Regions from separate parts of the Homo sapiens genome. Here region 1 is linked to region 2. The links are chromatin loops, found by intact Hi-C in ENCODE. Cell type or tissue: HCT116. All regions are shown on one strand. Each heading gives the region's core, and the rest is flanking DNA. Links, peaks and the distances in the headings are about the cores only.

Region 1 (2,927 bases), core at 199-2,698, 390 kb before region 2:
GCTGATTTTTCAAGCAGGCTGATCATGTTCTCTGGAGAAATACACAAGACTATATACTTAAAAAGTTCTACTGAAATCTTAAATGCCACCACAGCCAATTTTGTTGTTATTATTTGCTTATTTGTTTGTTTATGAGACTTGTACAAATAAAGACCCACACACAGACAGGAAACCATAAAACAGCAACTACACTGTTTGGAAACTCAGAAAGACCTGTCTCCATGTATACCATGATAACATCTGCTTCTAATTGAAATGATTTATCAAAGTGACCATCAGCAGGAATGGGTCGGCAAGCACATAAATCTAGCACAAACACTTTAGGCTCTGAGCTTGGAAGCGTAAAGTCTGGTCTTGTTTCTGACATTAACAAGACAGCAGCTAGCTGGCTGAGCCTATGGAAATCAATTACTATCTCAATAACCCAGTCTCCTCATCTGCACAATGGAATTAATATTAGATACTGATTGCCAATTTATATCTCTCATCACAGGGATGCTTCTCTTTCATTCATTTATTCTTCCAATAACTACAGGTGGAGGGCCTTCCATGTGATGGGCATTAATCCACCAGGTCCTCTGTACCCAACCTTATTCTTTGTCCCCACAGACAGGCTGCATGAGCATTCCTGGACCCCCATTAGCCTTTGCAAAAGGCACCTCGATGCTCTCACTGCCTGTGCCTTAGTCTACTAAGGTGAAAATGAAAGATGAAGGAGGAGCACAGGTAAAAAAAAGCACCATAGGTGTCTGATGCTTGCCAGGTGATATGGTTTCGCTGTGTCCCACCAAAAATCTCATCTTAATTATAATCTCCATAATCCCCACGTGTCAAGGGAGAAACCAAGTGGCAGTAATTGAATCATAGGGGTGATTTCCTCCATGCTGTTCTATGATGGTGAATGAGTCTTCAAGAGATTTGATGGTTTTTATAAGTGTTTGGTAGTTCCTCCTGTGTTCAGTCTTCTTCCTGGCGCCTTATGAAGGTGCCTTGCTTCCCCTTCCACCATGATTGTAAGTTTCCTGAGGCCTCACCAGCTATGCAAAACTGGGAGTCAATTAAACCTCTTTCCTTTATAAATTTACCCAGTCCCAGGCAGTTCTTTATAGCAGTGTAAAAATGGACTAACATACTAGGTATATTACAACGTGACAGGTGACAGTATAAGTTATGTAGAACACAGTTGGCTTCTAAAATCAAATCACCTTATAAGCTGAGAGCCACATTGCCATGTGGGGTGGTGGTATCTGGAAATGATTAAAGACTTTGTTTTGTTTTGCATCTGTTTGTTTTATTCTCTAGTCTTTGTTGGGCTGTGCCACCAGGACCTTCTGAAGGTCAAAAACAAATACACAGTAAACAAAAAGATGACCCCAGATGCTACAGCAGGGTCAAAAGAAGGATAACTTTGCTTCATTTCAACAATGTTAGAAACACTTCTCTGGTCTCACCAGCAGGAGGAGAGGAGGCTCACTCTTCTTGGGAGGTTTCCCTGCACAGGAAGGCATTTCTGCCCTGAGCAGTGATATATCTGCAAACGCTGGTGCCCAGAACTTAATACCTCAAAAGAACCTGGTCTTCAGATTTAAAAACAAAATAAAATAAATCAGTTCTGGGATCACTGAATTCTTTATGACAGCACTGGGTCTGCCATATGTGCACCGAGTCACAGAATCAGCCCACCAGGGCCCTTTCCTTTTAAACAACAAGAAAGTTGATACCCGTTCAAATGGCAGCACATAGCCTGGCATGGGGTGGAGGAAGCTGTGTCCGAGACGTGTATCAGTGTAGCTTGCTTACATTTTGTCTCTTTTTTTACGTTTTTCTTTTTTGGGTAAATCTAACTCAAGCAAGCAATTCCCAAGCTTTAGTTTTAAGCAGTAAGGACTCTTCTCAAATATTTCCCTCAATAAAGAAGACTGGAACAGAAGCACAGCCACAATACTCACACAGGCTGTAGACACCAGTTCCCATAAGCAGGAAATAATTCACGTAGTGGTGACACATGCGGAAAAACAGAAAACAAAGTTGTATCACTACAGGATGGTAGCCAGCGTTAATCCTTCTATGAAAGGGAGTAACCTGAGAGTTACACAAGAAAGCCCATAATCATAGTCTACACTACTTGTGATGCTTAATTTTAGGTGTCAACTTGCCTGGACTAGGGAATACCTAGAGAAATAGTAAAGCATTCCTTCTTTCTATGAGGGTGTTTTCAGAAGAGATTGAAATGTGAGTCAGTCAACTGAGTGTTGGGACTCTAGGACTTACACCAATGACCCCTACCTCCCCCGAACCCCTGCCCCTGGCCTAGGTTCTCTGAGGCTTGCAGACGAGGATGGAGCCACGCTAGCAGCATCTCTGGATCTCCAACTTGCAGAAGGCCTGTCATGGGACTTCTCAGCCTCCATACCCATGTAATCCAATTCCCCTAATAAAACCCTTCTCATCTATCTATCCAAATCTATATCCACGTATCTATCTATATCCTATTGGTTCTGTCTCTCTGGAGAAACCTAATACACTGCCATATTTTAAAAAAAATGTATAGCCATGTTTTGCAGCAGCATTATTCATAATAGCCAAAAGGTGGAAGAAACCCAAGAGTCATCATTGGATGAATTCATACACAAAATGTGGTCTATACATACAACTGAATATTACTCAGGCTTAAAAAAGAAGGAAATTCTGACACCTGGTATAGCATAGATGAACCTCAAGGACGTTATGCTAAGTAAAATAAGCCAGTCCTAACATTACAAATACTGTATGATTCCACTTATATGAGGTACCTAAAGTCAAACATAGAGATAGAAAGTAGAATGATGTTGCCAGGGGCTAAGGTGGGGGGAGGGGGGAGTTGGTGTTTAATGGGTACAGAGTTTCACCTGGGAAATATGAAAAGTTCTGGAGATGGATGATGCTGA
Region 2 (2,927 bases), core at 91-2,590:
TGTGCTAGGCGGCATAAGATATACAGAACTGAATGGTGGCAAACACTCGTTGTCTCCTCCATAGGCAATCTCAAATTACTTAATTTCTCTGTGCCTCAGTTTCCGAATCTGCAAAATAGGGATAGTAACACTAATTATCTCAAATGGCTGGTTTGAAGATTAAATGACAATGGCATACGCTCTCTAAATGTTGGCCCTATTCTCATAATGAATTCCCTAGTCAGTAGGAAGGCACTGAAGGTTTACAAACAGGAAACAGTGTAATTCTAGCTCCAGACCTTTTTTCCCATCCCGTAGTTAAAACTAGTTAAACTTTTCCTACCTAGGTCCTATTATCTCAAGTCTTCACTAAATCACTGGTTACTGAACTCAAGAGAAATCATTTGTGCTGCCATACTTACCTTGTCCCTCTCAGTGAAATTTCTGAATTTTAAGGGAGCCTTGAATGCCTAAAGCTCCAAAGTAGACTGATGGCCATTTCAGACATGTGACGGGTGGACAGTAAGTTTTTCTTACACCCCTCAAATTAAATAGTGGAGGAGCCTGCTGCTGTACAGAATCAACTAAGCTTTTCAATATTGTCTCTAGAAACTAAAAGTCAATCTCTTTCATTCAATTCCCTGAATCCTACGACTAATAAAAGCAAAATTTGTGTCCCTGAATCTGAACAGTTAACCAAACACAAAAACTGAGAATTTCTTAATAGAGGAATCAAGAGGCAAAGATTCATGACATTCTCAGATTCTACCTGATTTACACTAAGTCCCAACCTCATGCCACCATGGCAGCTCTTAAGGGATAGCTCAAGTCTTTTCAGCTTTAAGGAGGAAACAAGGTCCAAATGTGAGAAATAGGGAGTAGAATGAAGACTTGGCTCCAGAAAAAAGAAAAAAAACTGAACATCTTCTAAGTCTCAGAAGCAAAAATAAATAAATGTGCCCTGGATACCTGACCCAGTGTAACAAGAACACTGAAAATCTATATTCACAATACCCAAGCTTCTAGGCCTTAAAGGGGAACACAGGACAGAAAAATACTGAGCTTCAAAATTCACTGCCCTCTGCTGGTCAACAAGCAGAACTTCTGAAGCAACAGATCTCTCATCTTTATCACCTTCATTTTATTCCTTTCTAGTTATTTCAGAATACAGACAACACTGCATGTTAACTTCTGCCCCATTTCATCACTCCTAAATGTCTATGTTTCAATAGTACTTTACAGAAGAAAACACTGATGTGACACGGAATCACTGGCTTCAAGTTACAATTCTAGCTCTGTAATTATGAGAGCTATAGAGATAATATACTGCCTGTCATAGCTAATGATCACCCCCATCTTTATCTCCAACAGAACGCTCTCTCATTTTCCAGATGCCACTGTTCAATTTCTTAATGATTTCCAATTGAATGTATTATAAGTATCCCAAATTCTACATGTTTCAAACTATCATTCCTTCCCTTCCTCCTCTTCATTTCAAGGAATGCCTAAGCCAGAAAATTGGATGTCATCCTCAAATCTTTCTCTATAGTCCATCTGCCACTTATCTATTCTACCCCCTTAATAGTTTCTAAGCCATCTACTTTTACATTTTCACTTCCATTATCTTCTGCCTAGATTACTTCAACAGCCTTCTAAAAAACCTCCCTATTTCCAGTGTTAATATTGCTTACACTGCAGTGAGAAGGATCTTTCAAAAATAATCTGACAAAATTGTTTTCTTGCTTGAAATGCTCCAGTGGCTAAGATTTTCCTATAAGAACCAAGTCTAAACATCTAAGCATGACATATATGGCCATCCATGACCACACCAAAGTTTCTCTCCCTAGTCTCATCTCTCATTCCTTTCTTCTTGTCTCAAACTATTGATTATGAACAAAATATTTTTCCTTTTTGATACAGACAATTAATTGCACATAGCATTCTCTCTTCACTGAACTCCACTGATCCTATCCTTATTGCCACATCATCTAAGTTCTTTTGGATTCAGCTAGGATATCAAGTGTCCCCAGTGCCTACAAACACAAACTTACCCCAGGTCTAGCCTAGGTGCAACTCCTATGCACTTTAGTAGTACTTTTTATTTCCCTCTACCATCATACGTCTTCAGTGCAATGTAATTTTCTCTTTAACTTATCACTTACTAGAATAAAAAGATTTTGTACCTGTGAATACTTTACAGTGTTTGGCATTTAGGTGATATCATCTGTAGGAGAACCATGTGTTTGGAGTCACCCAATAACATCACTTATATGAATAAACAGTGAAAATAAACCACCCTATGAGCTTTGGACCTTCTAATTCAAGATCCTGCTGTCATTGTCAGCTTTAAGCCAAACCAATCTGGGGTGAAAGGTGGGGTATGTAAAGTCCTTTGATGGTTTATTCACAACTATTACCCAGCCCTCTAACATCTTACCTCACCTACTCATCCCCACCAAACTGCTACTAGATGGAATTTGTTCAAAAGACTATTTTCTGCCATTTTCTCCAAACATTAAGAAAGTGCTTCAGCCCACCAAGGAATTCGACACACAAGAACAGCAAAAAGCCAAATAAACAGTGAATTCTGAAAGGCAGTAAATTGATTATTTCCTATGGCCAAGCTGACAACCTCATGTCAAGACTTTCCTACTTACACTATGGTTATTTTCTTTAAACTTTTACTAAGACACTTGCAAAGACCTCTGAAAACTCACATAAACTATGTCCAGAGATCGGTTTTACCTATTATTTTCTTAAAATTTATTCAAAGGACTGCTAAACATTTTTCTTTAAGAATTAGCTTTGATTTTTCCTTGGAGAACTGTGAATATAAGTAAGAGCTATAATATAATAAGGGTTGCTGTGCCTCAAAACTAAAGGTGAATTTATCAATATCTTTAAATGTATTAACAGTAGCTTTGTTTAAAACTCTAGTAATTCTAGAG

The links. Peaks named below come from ENCODE experiments on the same cell type or tissue, not always from the same donor. Only the 100,000 strongest peaks of a DNase experiment are listed, where the experiment ranks them.
Region 1: it touches region 2 in a loop (2.4-fold over the local background); 6 of 110 quality-filtered maps call a loop at or near these places.

The regions. Positions count from the first base shown.
Region 1 is chr18:26,770,256-26,773,182 of GRCh38, reverse strand. No RefSeq gene overlaps it. Among named protein-coding and RNA genes, the nearest start is that of PCAT18, 68 kb to the right of the region's middle. In HCT116, for the core only: a CTCF peak has its summit at 1,434; no DNase peak of the experiment used is centred there.
Region 2 is chr18:26,382,015-26,384,941 of GRCh38, reverse strand. All of the region lies in intron 14 of TAF4B (TATA-box binding protein associated factor 4b), which reads right to left. Among named protein-coding and RNA genes, the nearest start is that of LINC01543, 40 kb to the left of the region's middle. In HCT116, for the core only: a CTCF peak has its summit at 1,079 (motif pointing left); a DNase peak (open chromatin) is centred at 1,041.